2 separate regions of the Homo sapiens genome follow, and region 2 is linked to region 1. Evidence: chromatin contacts called from ENCODE Hi-C or POLR2A ChIA-PET data. All regions are on one chromosome and are shown on one strand. Each heading gives the region's core, a stretch centred on a gene start or an enhancer-like site at or near the end of the contact. The rest is flanking DNA. Distances are from core to core; before and after follow the strand shown. Region 1 overlaps TMPRSS7 (transmembrane serine protease 7). Region 2 holds the start of CD200 (CD200 molecule).

What was found. Hi-C counts contacts between places; a loop is a spot of excess contacts on that map. ChIA-PET counts read pairs that join two places held with the same protein, here RNA polymerase II (POLR2A). Pooled maps may share reads with other maps.
Region 2: a loop to region 1 is called in a pooled map, with 3 times the contacts of the local background. The contact joins the promoter of CD200 here to the enhancer-like site in region 1. A Hi-C loop is called at or near these places in 2 of 50 pooled maps. POLR2A ChIA-PET finds 5 or more read pairs at or near these places in 3 of 52 experiments (CD4-positive, alpha-beta T cell, PC-9 and activated CD4-positive, alpha-beta T cell).

Annotation. Positions count from the first base shown.
Region 1 is chr3:112,069,722-112,074,380 of GRCh38, forward strand. It overlaps TMPRSS7 (transmembrane serine protease 7), which reads left to right. Exons shown (of 18, transcript NM_001395507.1): 14 at 4,575-4,659. Among named protein-coding and RNA genes, the nearest start is that of C3orf52, 14 kb to the right of the region's middle. Within about 2 kb of position 2,975, at least 2 of the 41 ENCODE cell types and tissues checked have a DNase peak (open chromatin) inside an H3K27ac peak, as active enhancers do.
Region 2 is chr3:112,331,749-112,336,419 of GRCh38, forward strand. CD200 (CD200 molecule) reads left to right here and starts at 1,408. Exons shown (of 6, transcript NM_005944.7): 1 at 1,408-1,476. The coding sequence starts at 1,465. LOC105374042 (a long non-coding RNA gene) reads left to right here. Exons shown (of 5, transcript NR_147411.1): 5 at 438-1,006. RefSeq lists enhancers at 1,075-2,032, 2,033-2,989, 3,486-4,245.

The sequences.
Region 1 (4,659 bases), core at 1,725-4,224:
TTTATTAATCTTGCTAGCGGTCTATCAATTTTGTTGATCATTTCAAAAAACCAGCTCTCAGATTCATTGATTTTTTTTTGAAGGGTTTTTTGTGTCTCTATCTCTTTCAGTTCTGCTCTGATCTTAGTTATTTCTTGCCTTCTGCTAGCTTTTGAATTTGTTTGCTCTTGCTTCCCTAGTTCTTTTAATTGTGATGTTATGGTGTTGATTTTAGATCTTTCCTGCTTTCTCTTGTGGGTGTTTAGTGCAACAAATTTCCCTCTACACACCGCTTTAAATGTGTCCCAGAGATTCTGGTACATTGCATCTTTGTTCTCATTAGTTTCAAAGAACATCTTTATTTCTGCCTTCATTTCGTTATTTACCCACTAGTCATTCAGGAGCAGGTTATGCAGTTTCCATGAAGTTGTGCAGTTTTGAATGAGTTTTTTAATCCTGAGATTTAATTTGATTGCACTGTGGTCTATGAGAGACAGTTTGTTGTGATTTCTGTTCTTTTACATTTGTTGAGGAGTGCTTTACTTCCAATTATGTGGTCAATTTTAGATAAGTGTGATGTGGTGCTGATAAGAATGTATATTCTGTTGATTTGGGGTAGAGAGTTCTGTAGATGTCTATTAGGTCCACTTGGTGCAGAGCTGAGTTCAAGTCCTGGATATCTTTGTTAACCTTCTGTCTTGTTGATCTGTCTAATATTGACAGTGGGTGTTAAAGTCTCCCATTATTATTGTGTGGGAGTCTAAGTCTCTTTGTAGGTCTCTAAAGACTTGCTTTATGAATCTGGGTGCTCCTGTATTGGGTGCATATATATTTAGGATAGTTAGCTCTTCTTGTTTAATTGATCCCTTTACCATTATGTAATGGCCCTCTTTGTCTCTTTTGATCTTTGTTGGTTTAATGTCTGTTTTATTAGAAACTAGGATTGCAACCTCTGCTTTTTTTTGCTTTTCATTTGCTTGGTAGATCTTCCTCCAACCCTTTATTTTGAGCCTATGTCTGTCTCTGTACATGAGATGGGTCTCCTGAATACAGCACACTGATGGGTCTTGACTCTTTTATTATTATTATTATTATACTTTAAGTTCTAGGGTGCGTGTGCACAACGTGCAGGTTTGTTACATATGTATACATGTGCCATGTTGGTGTGCTGCACCTGTTAACTTGTCATTCTTTATCCAGTTTGCCAGTCTGTGTCTTTTAACTGGGGCATTTAGCCCATTTACATTTAAGGTTAATATTGTTATGTGTGAATTTTATCCTGTCATTATGATGTTAGCTGGTCATTTTGCCCGTTAGTTGATGCAATTTCTTCATAGCATCGATGACCTTTACAATTTGACATGTTTTTGCAGTGGCTGGTACCAGTTGTCCCTTTCCATGTTTAGTGCTTCCTTCAGGAGCTCTTGTAAGGCAGGCCTAGTGGTGACAAAATCTCTCAGCATTTGCTTGTCTGTAAAGGATTTTATTTCTCCTTCACTTATGAAGCTTAGTTTGGCTGGATATGAAATTCTGGGTTGAAAATTCTTTTCTTTAAGAATGTTGAATATTGGCCCCCATTCTTTTCTGGCTTGTAGGGTTTCTGCCGAGAGATCCGCTGTTAGTTTGATGGGCTTCCCTTTGTGGGTAACCTGACCTTTGTCTTTGGCTGCCCTTAACATTTTTTCCTTCATTTCAACCTTGGCAAATCTGACAATTATGTGTCTTGGGGTTGCTCTTTTCAAGGAGTATCTTTGTGGTGTTCTCTGTATTTCCTGAATTTGAATGTTGGCCTGCCATGTAAGGTTGGGGAAGTTCTCATGGATAATATCCTGCAGAGTGTTTTCCAACTTGGTTCCATTCTCCCCATCACTTTCAGGTACACCAATCAAATGTAGATTTGGTCCTTTCACATAGTCGCATATTTCTTGGAGACCTTGTTCATTTCTTTTTACTCTTTCTTCTCTAAACTTCTTTTCTCACTTCATTTCATTAATTTGATCTTCAGTCACTGATACCCTTTCTTCCACTTGATGGAATCAGCTACTGAAGCTTGTGCATGTGTCACGTAGTTCTCGTGCCATAGTTTTCAGCTCCATCAGGTCATTTAAGGTCTTTTCTACACTGTTTATTCTAGTTAGCCATTTGTCTAATCTTTTTTCAAGGTTTTTAGCTTCCTTGTGATGGGTTTGAACATCTCCTTTAGCTCAGCGAAGTTTGTTATTACCTACCTTCTGAAGCCTACTTCTGTCAACTTGTCAAAGTAATTCTCCTCCAGCTTTGTTCCGTTGCTGGTGAGGAGCTGCATTCCTTTGAAGGAGAAGAGGCGCTCTGGTTTTTAGAATTTTCAGCTTTTCTGCTCTGGTTTCTCCCCATCTTTGTGGTTTTATCTACCTTCGGTCTTTGATGTTGGTGACTTACAGATGGGGTTTTGGTGTAGATGTCCCTTTTGTTGATGTTGATGCTGTTCCTTTCTGTTTGTTAGTTTTGCTTCTAACAGTCAGGTCCCTCAGCTGCAGGTCTGTTGGAGTTTGCTAGAGGTCTACTCCAGATGCTGTTTTCCTGGGTATCACCAGTGGAGGCTGCAGAACAGCAAATATTGCAGAGCAGCAAATATTGCTGCCTGATCCTTCCTCTGGAAGCTTCGTCCCAGAGGGGCACCCGCCTATATGAGGTGTCTCTTGGCCCCTACTGGGAGGTGTCTCCCAGTTAGGCTACACAGGGGTCAGGGACCCACTTGAGGAGGCAGTCTGTCTGTTCTTAGAGCTCAAATGCCATGCCAGGAGAAGCACTGCTCTCTTTAGAGCTGTCAGAGTGGAACGTTTAAGTCTTCAGAAGTTGTCTGCTGCCTTTGGTTCAGCTATGCCCTGCCCACAGAGGTGGAGTCTATAGGGGCAGTAGGCCTTGCTGAGCTGCAGTGGGCTCCACCCAGTTTGAGCTTCCTGGCTGCTTTGTTTACCTACTCAAGCCTCAGCAATGGCGGACGCCCCTCCCTCAGCCAGGCTGCCGCCTGGCAGTTGGATCTCAGACTGCTGCGCTAGCAGTGAACAAGGCTCTGTGGACGTGGGACCTGCCAAGCCAGGCATATGTGCCACATTTGCTTAATCCAGTCTATCATTTATGGACATTTGGGTTGGTTCCAAATCTTTGCTATTGTGAATAGTGCTGCAATAGACATACGTGTGCATGTGTCTTTATAGTAGCAAGATTTATAATCCTTTGGGTATATACCCAGTAATGGGATTGCTGGGTCAAATGGTATTTCTAGTTCTAGATCCCTGAGGAATCACCATACCATCTTGCACAATGGTTGAACTAATTTACACTCCCGCCAACAGTGTAAAAGTGTCCCTATTTCTCCATGTCCTCTCCAGCATCTGTTGTTTCCTGACTTTTTTTTTTTTTTTTTTTTGAGACAGAATCTTGCTCTGTTGCCCAGGCTGGAGTGCAGTGGCACAGTCTGGGCTCACTGCAACTTCCACCTCCCGGGTTCAAGCAATTCCCCTGCCTCAGCCTCCCGAGTAGCTGGGATTACTGGTGCACACCACCATGCCCAGCTATTTTTTTTGTATTTTTAGTAGAGATGGGGTTTCACCATGTTGGCCACACTGATCTCGAACTCCTGACCTCAGGCAATCCACCCGCCTCAGCCTCCCAAAGTGCTGGGATTACAGGCAGGAGCCACCTGTAATTACGCGCCTGGCCTTTTCTAGACTTTTTAATGATCACCATTCTAACTGCGGTGAGACGGTATCTCATTGTGGTTTTGATTTGCATTTCTCTGATGACCAGTGATGATGAGCATTTTTTCATGTGTCTGTTGGCTGCATAAATGTCTTCTTTTGAGAAGTGTCTGTTCATATCCTTTGCCCACTTTTTGATGGGGTTGTCTGTTTTTTTCTTGTAAATTTGTTTGAGTTCTTTGTAGATTCTGGAGATTAGCCCTTTGTCAGATGTGTAGATTGCAAAAATTTTCTCCCATTCTGTAGGTTGCCTGTTCACTCTGATGGTAGTTTCTTTTGTAATACTGGCAGTTTCTTATTGCTTACTTGCTTTTAATGATGCTCAGGATTGTAGGATACAGAGGACCTGATGTAGAGGAACTTGCCAAATACTGGAATGGAACACGTTCCACTCTCACCCTTGAAGAAACAAACCTCCAAGGTTGTGAACAAATGTGTTGTAATTCACAAGTCTGTCCATTTTGCCTCCTACTGATATAAAATAACTGAGCATGGCTGTGATTTTTGCTCAAAAGTTTTCTTGGAGAATAAGAGAAGGTAATAGCAAAGAGGCTGCAGCCTAAAGCCACTGATATGTCGCACTTCTTCATGTCTCACCTGCTATGGGAGAAAGAAGAGGTGGTTGGATTGATTCTCAACAAATATGCCTGCCAGCGTTCAAATGGCTTTTCTTAGGTGAAGAAATGGATCACTGTGAGGTTGCTTCTCTTCTCTCTGCCATTTATCCCAGAGCAGCAAATACCAATCCTGTGATTAAACCATTTTTTATGGGGTTTGGAGTTATTCATTCAAATCTCATTCACTCAAGTTTGTTTCTGGCTAAGGAAAGCTGTTTCTTCTTTTGTCCATTGTTAGGTATTCCATGCAACAACAGAACTTTTAAGTGTGGCAATGATATTTGCTTTAGGAAACAAAATGCAAAATGTGATGGGACAGTGGA
Region 2 (4,671 bases), core at 158-2,657, 260 kb after region 1:
GTCTCCCACCGCCCCCCCCCCAAAAAAAGAAGTGGGAGAATAGGTCAGGTGCAGTGGTTCATGCCTGTAATCCCACTGCTTTGGGAGGCAAAGGTAGAAGGAGCATTTGAGGCTAGGAATTTCAGGCCAGCCTGGGCAACACAAGACCCCGTGTCTGGAAAAAAAAAAAAAGCTGGACATAGTGGCTGCACAACTATCATTCTAGCTACTCTAGAGGCTGAGGTGAGAGGATCCCTTGAGCCCAGGAGTGAGTTATGATCGCACCACTGCATTCCAGCTTGGACAACAGAGCGAGACTTTGTCTGTAAAAAGAAGCAAAAACAAAACCCCAAAGCTTTGTCCCAGCTCCTTATGAGAGGGTGGTAGTAGTAAAACACAAAAGCCTTCAGGAGGTGAACACTTGATGATTTCTTTGTCCTTTTTTTTTTTTTTTTAAGAGCCAAGAACTCTGGAACAAGAAGAAGAAGACGAAGGAGGAGGAGGAGGGGGAGGGGGAGGAGGAGAAGGAGAAGGAGGAGAAGGAGAAGGAGAAGGAGACGGAGAAGGAGGAAGAGGAGGAGGAGGGCCGGGCGCAGTGGCTCACGCCTGTAATCCCAGCATTTTGGGAGGCCGAGGCGGGCGGATCACGAGGTCAAGAGACCGAGACCATCCTGGCTAACATGGTGAAACCCCGTCTCTACTAAAAATACAAAAAATTAGCCGGGCATGGTGGCGGGCGTCTGTAGTCCCAGCTACTCGGGAGGCTGAGGCAGGAGAATGGCGGGAACCCGGGAGGCGGAGCTTGTAGTGAGCCAAGATAGCGCCACTGCACTCCAGCCTGGACCACAGAGCGAGACTCCGTCTCAAGAAGAAGAAGAAGGAGAAGAAGGAGAAGGAGAAGGGAAAAAAGAATCCTCATCATTAATGCAAGTGGAAGGAAACTCTTCACCAAAGAATTGATCACATCATGAAAGGTGAAATCATTACGGAATTGCTTAAATATATAATTTGAATCTGGATTTAAAAATAATAAATGTAAGTTTTTTCTTTAAAAAAAAAAAAAAGTCCATTGGTTAAATTCAGCTTGAATCCTTTGCCACTACATCAAGAGCTAACAGGTCAACAACTGATCTCCACAACCTCCCACCTCATTTCCTTTCTCAGTCCAGGTAGCAGGAAAATGGAAAAAAAAAAATGATTTTTTTTTTCCAAACACTTTGTCAGTTTCCCCAGCGGTCACCTTTGAAAAGGGAAAAATGTCTGAAAATAGACAAAGCTGAATATAAACATCATTTAATTCCCCCCACACAGACAGCCTCCGCTCCTGTGAGGGCGTGGGGAAAACGGAGTGGGAGAAGGGGGCTAGCGAGGAGGAAGAGGCGGGAGGTGCGGCAGGGGCACAGGTGACGCTCCTCCCGCCTGCCTAGCAGAGCTCCAGGCGCACATCCGCAGTCAGCCACCTCGCGCGCGCCTCCAGGAGCAAGGATGGAGAGGCTGGTGAGCGGGGCCGGGGCTTGGGAAGGAGGGCGCAGGGCAGGCGATGTTGAGCCGGTGGCCCTGGGGCGGGCGGCGAGTGGAAGGCGCGGAGCTTCGGCTCTTGCCACAATCTGGTCCGGGGACTAGATCAGCGGTGTTGATGGCAGCGCTTTTCTCTAAGCGCTTTCTCTTGCTGAGAAACGGATTTTGCCTTCCAAAGGGTGGTTTACAGGCAGCTGCTGGCGTCCAGATTCTCCATTCCAATTGCCTGAAAAAAAGATGCACCAGGCCGGGGCTCCGGGGGCTCTTGATCCGCGCTGACGAAGCTGGCGCATCCTCCGGGCAGGCTCGGCTCGGCTCACTGGCTCCAGCTCCCAAAACTGGGGAGGCACAGCCTATTTTAAACTGCCCCCAAAAGGGAAAGAGAAATGCTGTATTGGTTCCATATTGGCACCAAAAGCTGCGGCGGAGATACAGATTTCCAGGCTCGCTTTCTCCGGGAGAGCTCCTGCGTCTCCTCTTTGTTATGCAGCCCCTTTCTCCCTCCTAGCCCTTGCCTGGGGGAAGCCATGAAGGATCAGTTAAAGCTGAAGCTACACTTGAGAGAGCTGAAATGCTCTGTGATCATAATGCTTTGAAGGGTTAACCCCGGGTATCTAGAGAAACAGACATTTTGTTTATTCGGAACCAGCTTACAAGACAAAAAACGGAGAAGGTTTTCATATATCCCATTGGTATATGAAATCCAAATACAATGGTATTGGTATAAGAATCCAAATACAGTGAATGCCTCAAGATAATTTTTTCATGTATGGTTTGTTGGCAAGACCACATAGCCAATGATTTCACTGTCTTTCTTAACAAAGGAGAATGGTGGTCTGTGAGCTACGGTCTACTGCAAGCTAGATGCTGTTAATCTTCTTTGTAACTATCCTTCTAAAAATGAATTATTACCTCGTTTTACACATAAACAGGCGGAAAGGCTGATATTTCCAAGTCCTTGTGACTACATGTGGGGTAATGTGGATTTGGACATAGAAACTTGCTGAGGAAGAGGCATGAATAGGGGCAATATAGCTACCAGGTGGGCAGCTGTCTGGTAAGACCCAGGTTTTTGTGAACCCTGGACTGCATGGCAAGGGTTATAAGTGGGCTTCTTTGTTTTCAGGACTGTAGTTCCCCCTATATGATTTGATCGATTAATTTTTTTAGCTACCTAACACGTATTGGCATTTACTATAACCTAGGCTCTATACTAAGTGCTTTAATTGCCTAATTCTCATAATAACTATGTGAGATAAGAGCAACATTTATTTAGTGCTTATTTCTACTGGCAGTATTCTAGGAGCTTTATATACTACTTCATTTAGTCTTTTTAACCATTAGATTGGTACTATTACTTTTCCGGAGTCTCAGAGAGGTAAAATGATTTCTTTTGCTCACAAATCTAGTATTTGTTTTAGCCCCGGTCACCTCCCTGTAAACATATAAATACTGTTGTTTTCAGATTGGTCGTATTTTCAGTTATTCTGCACAGACTCGAGGAAAAAAAAAACCTGTAAAATAAAAATACGTATCTATTTAAGAGTAAGGCTTTCCTTCTGATTTCCTTTGCCTCAATCACTGTGTTTTGTTTCTTAACATTGCTGGCTCCCAGTCCACAATATATGGTTTGGTATGTATCTGCTTTCTCTCTTGTCCTAAAACACAGATTTTCTCTATGAGAGCTTGTCCATTCTGCATTCTTCATCATGGCCTCTGGTAGAGCCTGGATTTCCACGTCAGAGAAGCCTAATGGTTTAAAAAATATCACATAGAATTGGAATGCCAGTATCTGTCTCCACAATTGCCTTAGCTGAAAATAAAACAAAATGTGTTGGGTGGGCACTGGCAATGGAGCCTGAGGAAATATTTGGCCTGATTTTTTCTGACTTTCCTAGATAATTAGATAGGATGGAACAGTCTCAGTAATACTGAGAAAATTATCGAGTTATATATTTTTTTTCACTTCAAAACCAAAGCCTTTGTGAGTATAATACCCAGCAGTGGATGGGCAGGGTGAGCAGATCTTTGTAGGCTGTATGTATTCAGGCAGCTGAACCATCTTGGGTTTCTCAAAGAGCAGTGACTATGTTATTAGTCTTAGACCTATGAAGACAGGAAGAGAAGTCACAAGGAAGGGATAGCATGCTTATGGTATGCTTGGGTATCGAATAATAAAATATATCTGCAAAGAATAATTTGTCCTAATGGCACCTTCAGATGATATAATCTTGAATTCTCTGTAGCCTTAGAGATGTAAGGAAAAAGCAACTTACATCACAAAGATCAGTATTACTGTGTACTATGATGCCACTGCATGGGGTCCAGGATGAGAGTCTAAGTGATTGGTTCTCTCTAGCTGAAGACAAGAAGACACTCAGGTATGTGGCAGCACTTGGGATAGGCCACAGGGCGGCGAGACATCATTCCTTCCAGGACATCTATCCTGAAAGATCCATCAGGAATACTGTGATGGAGATAGTGATGGAGACTCCTTGTCTCTGGCAGTTAGAGTGAATGCTGAAGAAGAGCCCTTTTCCAGCAGGCCAGTCTCTAACATGATCTTGGGTCTTCACCCAGACCATGACAGCTCTGGTGCTCAACACACACAACCACCTCCAGGGTACAAGTTGGCCCCAAGAGAGCTGAGACAATATTGGCTCTAATTTTTATCATCTCATTGATCTCAAACCACAGACTCTGACCAGGACAATTGGGGGCCCTCTCCTTACAGCTACACTCCTAGGAAAGACCACCATCAATGATTACCAGGTAATTTTCTACCCCTACCTATGAAGGGACTTGGTTAGTAACTTCTCTTGCTAGAGGAAAAATGAAGCTTATTATATAAGATTAATGTTTGTGAAACACCTGTTATTTGGAATTGGTTTGGTACTTCCTCTTGAAATTTCCCTCATTAAGTTTAGGTCGTGGCTGTTTCATAAGGAAAGAAAAGGGCATGTATTGACTGGAATTAAAATTAACAAATCCATTGAGTAGGAGGATATTAAAATTGAGTGGCTCCCATTGGACAGGAAAAGGAAGAGAAATCCTTGTGGCAGGTAAAGGAGGAGAGATTTAGATCCTTGAGAACTCCATTCCCGACCCGCTGCTCCTGAGCCCACAGGAAGAAGGCCATCACAAGACAATAAAAATCCCAGAGAAATTGAAAGG